Linked DNA regions of Homo sapiens: region 1 is linked to region 2. Evidence: read pairs that join two places in POLR2A ChIA-PET (ENCODE). Cell type or tissue: PC-9. All regions are shown on one strand. Links, peaks and the distances in the headings refer to the core of each region. The heading gives the core; the rest is flanking DNA.

Region 1 (5,171 bases), core at 680-4,679, 110 kb before region 2:
GACCACTCTAGGATCTGGAGCTTAGGAAGGGAGATCAATGAAGGAGTACTAGCAAAGTTCTTAGTTGACTGGTGCTGTGCAGGTGATCAAGTTGGTGCTCTCTGGCCTTTGCAGATGTTTAAAGCTGATTGCTCTTTTAAGGGATTTTCATGGGTTGCTCTGAGACTCTTCCTTTTCCCCACCTTTCTGCAGCCTTAGGTATCCAGCAGCAGTTCATCTCCAGCTTTCCTGTATTGAGGCTCCTCACTCCTGCAGGAGGTCATTATAAACACGGGCTAAGCAACACCACACAACTCCCTTTCCCTCATGGGCCACATCTGGTCCATAGGAAACATGTTTGTCCAGGAAAACTCTGGGAATGCAGCCCCTTCCCCATAACTCAGCACTCTGGATTTAGATTTCTCAAGCATGAACCAGTCAGAAGTCCCCTGTGTCCCTCAAACTTTAGAAGACACATATTAAGCTCCACGGATGGTTCCATAAAAGTTCTGTCCTTTGGTTTGATTTAAGGAGCAGATATCCCTCCTTCCCACCCCCACCCTCTTTCTCCCCCTTTCTCCTCTCCTCTCCTGTCCTTTCCTCTCTTCTTCTCTCCCCTTTTTCCCCCATAATGAGAAGGATAGAATTCTTGGAACCCAATACTTCCCTCCAAAGAAATCCTTTTCAAAAGTCTTCCTGATCTCCAATTCAGCATCCCTTTACGCCATCAGTGTGGGTAATCATTTAAGAGTTACCAACCCAGGGCTAGGCACGGTGGCTCACGCCTGTAATCCCAGCACTTTGGGGGGTCGAGGCTGGCAGATCATGGGGTCAAGAGATCGAGACCATCCTGGCCAACATGGTGAAACCCCGTCTCTACTGAAAATACAAAAATTAGCCAGGTGTGGTGGCACGCGCCTGTAGTCTCAGCTACTTGGAAGCTGAGGCAGGAGAATCGCTTGAACCCAGGAGAAGGAGGTTGCATGGAGCTGAGACCACGCCACTACACTCCAGTCTGATGACAGAGAGAGACTCCATCTCAAAGAAAAAAATAATAAAAAAAGAGTTACCAACCCTTCCACCCCTTTTTACCACCTACTTTGAAAGTGTTTGCATTTTGGTCCAACACATAGCTCTAGAATGTGCCTTAGCTGAAGCTTTCCTTTTAACATCTTGTTACATCCCTAAAGCTCACTTTTATACAACTATCTTTTAAAAAAATCTTCCCCATCACACTCAGGTAGTAATTTTTACTTCTTTGAACTATTAGGTGTCGATCATTATGCCGTTTACATAGCACTTATTTTCTTCCTTGCTTTGTAGGTATTTAAGTCTACTTATTTTTGTCAAAAATATATAAGTTCCTCAAAGGTAGAGACTATGCCTCTTTCATTTTTATATCACAAAAAACTTACACACAGTTTATATGTACTATTTATTATATTTATAAATGGATTGCTCAGTATTACTGCAGATTGTAAAAGTCTTGGAAAATATCTTCAATTCAACATATATTTATTGAATATGTGCTGAATTTCAAGCACTGTGCCCAGTTGAGGATACGGACATGGACAAGACATAATCCTGCTTCTGAAGAGCTTACTATTATCAGAGGAGGCTGGCATACATGAAAAATTGCATTAGTCCACAATAACAGTGTGCTCTAAAGGTTGTGCACAGGAGGGACTGGTTAGTTCTAACCATGAGGCTCAGGGACATCTTCATGAAGTTGGATCTGTCTGAATTGTTTTGTATGTTAAATGAGCTAAAGTTCATGTACCATAAAATTCACCCTTTTGAAGACTACAATTCACTGATTTTTAGTATGTTCACAAAATTGCACAATCATCACCACTATCTAATTCCAGAACTCATTTGTTACCCCAAGCCCATTTGCACTCACTCTTCATTCTTCCCTCCCCTGAACCCCTAGCAACCAGTAAGCTACTTTCTGTCGCTATGGATTCCCTAATTCTAGGCATTTCATATAAATGGAATCATCCGATATATGCATTTTGTGTCTGACTTCTTTCATTTAGCATAATGTTTTTAAGCTTTATTTGTGTTGTAGCATGAATCAGTGCTTCATTTTTATGACAGAGTAATATTCCACAGTATAATATATATTTTATTTATCCATTTATCTGTTGATAGACGTTGTGAATAATGTGCTATGTGAATAATGCTATTCACGTAACACACTATTCTATGCTATTCACATAGCATTCACATAGCATTATATAATGCTATGTGAATAAAGGCTATTATGAACAATGCTGCTATGAACATCTGTGTACAAGTCTTTTAGGAACATGTTTTCAGTTCTCTTGGGTACATACCTAGGAGTAGAATTGGCAGGTCATATGGTACTGAATTGATTTTTGAGGGATCCATAGTTTGCTGGTAACTAGACTAATAAGAGAAAATGGCAACATTATTACATCAAGACACTCAGACTCTCAGTCCAAGTATTTCTAGGTTCAGGAGCCCTCTCTACCTTCCTGTCAGATGTTATTTTAGTACCTTGTGGTTTTAAATCCATGAAATCACTCTACCTCTTTGGTAGGAAATATGACTTTTTCCTTAATGAAATACTCTTTCTGCAACTATGGCTCATTCAAGGTGAGATGTGGTGATTTTAAGGATCCAATCCACTGTTACTCATCTAACCCCACAGTCACTGCTTCATGGACAAGCCCAGAGCTTTTGGCAGGATAAACCAATGGGACATTGGTCTTGGAAAGGCTAGTTCTCCCTGAGCCCTAGAAACAGCTGTGTTATAGCTATGTGCTCAGGATCCCTTAAATTACCTGGAAAGCAATCCATATCCCTCCTCCAACTGCAGAGCTTAGTTTATTAAACTATTTTTCAAATAATTACAAGCGACATACTTTGATATGATTTTTTAACTAACATTATATTGTTTGTTATAGGGGAAGATTTTTTTTTCCCCAAAGGAGGAAGTGGGTAGAATTGGTGGAAAAAACAAACTAAAATAAACTAATGCCTAATTTCTCAAGCCCCTTTCAGAGGCTAATTTATATAGGAGTGCTAAATGAGCCCACTCTCCTGCAATCCTAAAACAGGACAGGCTATATCTGCTCATAGGTATTCTTTTCCTAGGCAATGTTAGTGTATGTGCATACTAATTTTCGAGACCCAGCTCATTTTCGAGGCCACCTTTCCTGAGAAATGCCTTTCCTGGTCCCATAGGCAGAGTGACAGACTTCCATTTACTACACTCCAATCCTTTAGGTGCTGTCTTGGTCTCCTTTAGGTTGGTATTACAGAATGCCACATACTGGTTAATTTATAAAGACAGGGAATTTATTTCTCACAGTTGTGTAGGCTGGGAAGTCCAGTATCAAGACACTGGCATCTGGGAAGAGCCTTTGTGCTGCATCATCCCCTGGTGGAAGGCTGAAGGGCAAGAGAGAGCAGGAGAGGAAAGTTCCTTTATATCAGGAACCTACTCCTAATGACATTAATCTGTCAGTTAGAGCAAAGCACTCATGACTTAATCACCTCTTAAAGATCTCACCTCTCAACATAGTTCAACTGGGGATTAAGTTGCAATATGTGAACTTTGAATGATACATTCAAACCATGGCAGGTGATCGTCTCTAATAAACTTTATTTTGTGTTTGATTCCATTTGTCTGTTTGTGTTCACCGTTCTTTTCATCAGTGCTTTGCTCATAGTAAGCACTAAATAAGTGTTCAATTTAATTATTCTGAAGTGATGACCCTATACTGGTAGAGTGTTAGTCTGCCAGCACATCATGCCAGTTTCAGCTTCGTGAAAGAAGGAACTCACTACCCAGGGAAGCACAATGCTTTGCTAGGTTTATGCTCATACTCTGAGTTTGCACAATGCAGGTAAGACACACAATTCCCAATTTTGTGTTCTCGTCCAGCAAAATTTGTTGGGCATTTACCGTGTTCTGGGTGGGATTCAGAGGTGAATAGGACAGAGTACAATGTGCCAGGCTGCTGTATAATTATTACATTTACTTCCTCCAGTAACAAAGAAAGGTAAGTGTGTTAGTCAGGATTTTTCTGGTTGCAAAAGATAAAAAGACAACTTAATGACATAAAACAAACAAAAAATCAAATGTATTGGCTCATATATCCAAAATATACAGATGTGGACTTCAGGTGCTGCTGGATCCAGGAACTAGATGATCCTATCTTGATGCTATCTCACTCTCCATCTCTTGGCTCTATTTTTCCTGTGTCTTCTTTATTCTCTGGTAGGCTTTCCCTTCATAGTCATTAGTGGCTCCCAGTACCTCCACAATTACCTTCTATCTTGTTGGCAGCCCTTGTCAAAAGAGAAAAATTCTTTCTAGCTGCTCCAGCAAAAGTTTTGGGATTACCTCTGTTGAACTTTCTCAGATCTCAAGCCCATTCCCAAACCAATGGCTGTGCCCAGAGGGAGGAAATACACTGATTGACTAAACCTAGATCATATGTCCTCTTTACTTTTTTAAAAAATTTATTTATATATTTTTTGAGACGGAGTCTGTCACCAGGCTGGAGTGCAGTGGCGTGATCTTGGCTCACTGCAACCTCTGCCTCCCGGGTTCAAGTGATTCTCCTGCCGCAGCCTCCTGAGTAGCTGAGATTACAGGTGCACACCACCACACCTGGCTAATTTTTGTATTTTTAGTAGAGACAGGGTTTCAATATGTTGGTTATGCTGATCTTGAACTTCTGACCTCGTGATCCACTCACCTTGGCCTCCCAAAGTGCTGGGATTACAGGCGTGAGCCACTGTGCCCAGCTGCCCTCTTTAATTTCTAGAGTGGACTCAGACAATTAAACCTTATGGGCGAAGGGTGAAGAAAGGGTAGCTCTCTAGGGTGATTTGGCATCCTATTATGTGAAAGGAAAATGGATACTGGACAGACAGAGACCATTCTGATAGTTATAATAAACTCCACTTTAGAGATAAGGAAATTATGGCTTGGGAAGTTGGCATATGTTACTCAAATTCTCATTGCTAACATGTATTAGTAGAGAGAGGACTAGGACTCATGTCTGTCTGATTTCAAATTCTGGGTAACATGCCATGTAGCCCATGCTTTCAAAGAGCTTATACACCAATGGCCTTACAGCCTTGCCAGTCAGTGGGAATCACTTAAAAAAAATTGTGGTAAAATATACATAACATCAAATTTACCATTTTAA
Region 2 (5,171 bases), core at 800-4,799:
TCCAGCAATGGAGTAGGAGGAAAAGAGAAGGAAATGAAGTCAGAAAGGTAACAGCACCAGATGACATCAGTCATTGTGAGGACTTTGGTTTTTACACTCTGAGAAGTAGAGAGCCATTGCGGGACTTTGAGCAGAGGAGACACATGGTCTGACTTATACTTTCTAAAAAGACCTATTTGGCTGCTATGTTGATAATAGACTGTAGAGAGAAGAGTGGAAGCAGAAAGAACAGATAGGAAGCTGTTGCAATAATCCAGGGAAGCAATAGCAAACGTGGTAGCGGTGGGGTGGTGAGAAGTGGTCAGATTCCAGACATGTTTTGAAGGCAGTGCAAACAGAATTTGCTGAAGGACCAGATATGGAGTATAAGGGAAAGAAGGCGGGGAGAAAAAGATGACTCCACAGAAAAATACAGTTGCCATCAATTAAAATGGGGAACTCTGAGGGTGGATCAGAGGGATGAGCTGAGATATTTATTAGATGTGGATATGTTAAGTAGACTGCTGGATATGTAAGTTCAGGAGAAAGGTTTTAAAGTCATGACAGTAGGCTAGGCTCAGTGACCCACGTCTGTAATCCCAACACTTTGGGAGGCCGAGGCTGGCAGATCACCTGAAGTCAGGAGTTCAAGACCAGCCTGACCAACATGGCAAAACCCCGTCTCTACTAAAAAAAAAAAAAAAAAAAAAATAGGTGGGTGTGGTGGCGGGTGCCCATAATCCCAGCTACTTGGTAGGCTGAGGCAGGAGAATCACTTGAACCCGGGAGGCAGGGGTTGCAGTGAGCCAAGATCGCACCACTGCACTCCAGCCTGGGCAACAGAGTGAGACTCTGCCTCAAAATAAATAAATAAATAAATAAATAAATAAAAAATCATGACAGTGAATGAGGTCACCAAAGATGCAAATATAAATGGAAAAGAGGGGAAAGGACCAAGCCCTAGTTCACACTAATATTAAGAGATGAGGAGGAAGCAGAGGAACTCTCACAGGAGACTAAAAGGAGGGAATCCCAAAGAGGCCAGACCAGCGTAGAAAGTCGAGTGTAGCTCTATAGGTCATTTTAAGTAAGAAGACAACTGAGAACTAACCATGTGATCTAGCGATGTGGAAACCTTGGGGATTAACTGATGTAACACATGAGGCTTGGTGAAAGGTGTGCTCCGGAATAGTGATTACCATTACCCTCATCAATAGGCTTTATTAAACACCCAATTGTATCAGCATCCCTGCTCCCATCTGCCTGACACCGAGGGATAAGAAGCCTGGGTTTTCATGAGTGCAGCTAGATTTATTTAGCACTGGACAGAGAGGAAAATCAAGCTGGAGTCTCTCAGGGAAAGTGGGGAAGACTGAACCCAAAGAACCGGAAGGAGGAATCTGAGTAAAGTCAAGTTAAGGGTCAGGGGAGACTGTGTCAGATCAAGGACAAATTGGGTATGAGCTAAGAAGGCCGTGGGTGATCTCAGCAAATACCTAGTTTGGCCTCTGTGGTCTTTCTGGATGGGTGGGGACAAGGTTCCTACAGGACTGGGTAGTTTTAAAGGTCCAGAGGCAGGCAGATAGTGTAGACACAGTCCTCTCCAGTTCTCCCTCTCTTAAGACTAAAAAAAAAAAAAAAATTAAATGTATAGAGTCCCATTATATGGCTCATTATACATGACTTGTCATTGGCCAAGTCATATGTGTGCCGGAAAATAACAATTACTAACCCAAAGGCACCCTGCACCATGAAGCTCGTCCTGGTCTCTTTTCTGATACTGAGTACTAAGTTATGAAGGACTCATAGCCTCAGGAATATATATCAATGGTCAGCCTGCACGGTGGAATGTTGGCACTGGAAGCTGTTCCCTACCCTCTAAATCCTGCTCACAGTCCCCACCTCACCTCCAAAATCTTTTCCCACATCTTGGCTTTCATCTGCCTTGATTTTGCTAAGACTTGGCCTTCTCTTTGTCCAAACAATTACAATTATAGTACCTTTCTTACAAGGTGGTTATAAGGATCAAGTGACATAATGCATGTGTATATGGTGCCTAGCACAGTGCTGGGCAAAGAAAAGTGTCAGAAAATGCTTGTTGGTGTTGTGAGTTAATCCCTTGTTAGGATGCAGATGTGCCTGAAAAGAGTAATGCTTTAAACCTGCCCCCGAGGGTAAAGGAAGTTCATTAGAAAAGGTTTTGATAAGGGTCAGGGTGGGAGCACACATGAAGAAATGGGGAAAAGGATATAAGGGGGCTTCAAAAACAAACTAGTCGTGTGGCCTGCCCCAGCATGTGGGCCTGACCAAAACAATCCTATATATAGGCACTCTCTTACCTTCCTTAGCATTGCAACCTATTGCGTTAATACCAGGCCCTCAGGCATCACAGCGCCTCTGTCTCTCTAGACCATCTCCAGCCACTACCTTCACCCGACTTACAATTCAGCTAAACTCAACTACTGTGTCTTTGCTTGTGCTGTTTCTTTCCTGCCTCTTCCTCAAGTGGCTCCCACTTTGCATTCAAGACTCAGCTCTTGTGTCTGGAAACCTTTTAAATCATTTCTCCCAAGCTGAGCATTGAGCCCTCCTCTGTGTGACTACAAGCCTATACTTACTTATTGTATACAGCTTAGCACTTTTAATATTAGTTGGTACAAAATTAATTGTGGTTTTGGACCGTGAATTTTAAACATTGTAACTAGGCTCAAACACTTCTTTATTAATTAAAATAAGAACCATTACAATCAACATATTTTTGCCAATGAGAAGCAAATTTGTTTATTCCTGTAGCATAAAAAATCTGTGCTTTGGGATTCAACAACTCTTGGAAAGTACTTTCTGCATCCTGCTGATTGTGGAAGCATTTCCCCTGCAAAAAGTTGTCAAAATGCTTGAAGAAGTGGTAGTCAGTTGGCAAGAGGTCAGGTGAATATGGTGGATGAGGCAATACTTCAAAGCCCAATTCGTTTATCTTTTGAAGCACTGGTTGTGCAACCTGCAGTCGGGGGTTGTCATGGAGAGGAATTTGGCCCTTTCTGTTAACTGATGCCAGCTGCAGGCTTTGCAGTTTTCAGTGCATTTCATCGATTTCCTGAGAATAGTTCTCAGATGTAATGGTTTCTGGGATTCAGAAAGCTGTAGTGGGTCAGACTGGCAGACCACCAAACAGTGACCACGACTTTTTTTGGTGCAAGTTTGGCTTTGGGAGGTGCTTTGGACCTTCTTCCCCATCCAACCACTGAGTTGTCATCACCGATTGTCATATAAAATCCACTTTTCGAAGTATGTCACAATCTGATCGAGAAATGGTTCGTTGTTGTTGCATAGAATAAAATGATGGTTCACAATGATGATTTTTAAAATTTTCACTGAACTCATGAGACACCCACTTTTCCAGCTTTTTCACCTTTCCAATTTGCTTCAAAGGCTGAACGACCATAGAATGGTCAACATGGAGTTCTTCAGCAACTTCTTGTGTAATTGTAAGAGGATCGGCTTTGACGATTGCTCTCAATTGGTCGTTGTCAACTTCCAATGCCAAGACACTATGCACCTCATCTTCAAGGCTCTCATCTCCTTTGCAAAATTTCTTGAACCAACACTGCACTGCATGTTCATTAGCAGTTCCTAGCCAAATGTGTTGTTGATGTTGTGAGTTGTCTGCACTGCTTTACGACCTATTTTGAACTCAAATAAGAAAGTCACTTGAATTTGCTTTTTGTCTAACATCATTTCCACAGTCTAAAATAAACATAAAATAAAAAGCAAGTAATAAGTCATTAGCAAAAAAAAAAAAAGCAAGAAGTGCACGTTAAAATGATGTATAACATAACCACATTAGTTAAGAATGTGTTCCAATATCAAATGGCCAATTTCAACAATGCAAAAACCACAGTTAAGTTTGCACCAAGCTAATAACATGCCATCTCCCACTAGGTTTTATGGTCTTCCAGCAATGCATCTGACACCTCTCACTCTGTACAGTGTACAGTCCCTGTACAGTGGCTGGCACACAGTAGGTGCTTACTAAGTGTGGCAGTATACACATGTACAGAGTCAGGCAAAAATTGGTGTATTTTGGAATGAATAATGCAGAGGAAATAGCCAAGCAATTTTCATGTATGTTTAGAAATAATCAGATAAGAGAGACCAAACTTTCTCTTTTATCATTCCAGAAACATTTCACAGAAAAGGTCACTTTTAATAGCTATTTGGAAGAAAATGAGAGATGAAAAGAGCACTTTCAGCAGTGGAATGGAATGGAGCAGAGTAGGGTTTGAAGGAGGGAGTAGAGAGGAATGGAGTCTCCTGGGCTTGTGGGGCCACAGCAGGAAAGAGAAGTCCAATTACACACAGGGTGTTTGAAGTTAGCATAAGGACTTCGTTTTCTATTCCTCTTCTGTTGGATCACATCAAAAAAAAGAAAGTGGTACATGGCATAACAGTTGGGGAGTCAGATAGACTCCCCAACATTTGAATTTTGTCTGTTTTCATTTTTTTATAATCCTATGCGAGTTGCTTGACTTTGGTGGACCTCAGCTTCCTCATCCACGAAAATGGAATGATCCACTGCACAGGTAATGAGGTAACATTTGAAAGTTCTTAGCACAGAATCTGACTGGATTAGTCAGATTTTGCTGCAGCAACATATAACTCCCAAATCTGAGTGGCTTACAAACACAAACATTTATTTCTTGAGGGCTGTGAATTGGCTTTGGCTCTGGTGGTCTCCACAGATCTCCATTTATCTTTTCATTCAGTGACCCATAGCAACGGGATGGCCATCGTCTAAGATAACCTGTTTTCACTGTGGAGCACAGGCTCTGAAGGGGACACAGCCAAACCACACCAGCTCATTAGCATCTTCAGCTCTGCCATGGCATAGGGCATGTCTGCTCATACTCCACTTGACAAGGTAAGTCCCATGGCCCAGCCCAAGGCCAATAGGGATGTCTTCTCCACCTCCAGAGGAGTGCAGCCATCGGGGAGTGCACACATCATTGTCAACAAGTAAAGCTGCCTACCACATGTGGCGTTTCATTGGCTACTGCTCCTGAGTCAGTAAATATGTTCATAGATATCTAGAGATGCAAGCGGCCTAGGAGAAGGATGGGACAGTTATGTCCAAGGAGGTAAAAAGAAATGTACACTTGTGTCAAAACCTATTCCCGCCACCACAAACCTCTTCT

The links. Peaks named below come from ENCODE experiments on the same cell type or tissue, not always from the same donor. Only the 100,000 strongest peaks of a DNase experiment are listed, where the experiment ranks them.
Region 1: POLR2A ChIA-PET joins it to region 2 with 8 read pairs; 2 of 35 experiments call an interaction of 5 or more read pairs at or near these places.

Annotation. Positions count from the first base shown.
Region 1 is chr1:147,690,555-147,695,725 of GRCh38, forward strand. No RefSeq gene overlaps it. Among named protein-coding and RNA genes, the nearest start is that of ACP6, 23 kb to the left of the region's middle. In PC-9, for the core only: no CTCF peak of the experiment used is centred there; no DNase peak of the experiment used is centred there.
Region 2 is chr1:147,805,240-147,810,410 of GRCh38, forward strand. No RefSeq gene overlaps it. Among named protein-coding and RNA genes, the nearest start is that of GJA5, 47 kb to the left of the region's middle. In PC-9, for the core only: no CTCF peak of the experiment used is centred there; a DNase peak (open chromatin) is centred at 2,952.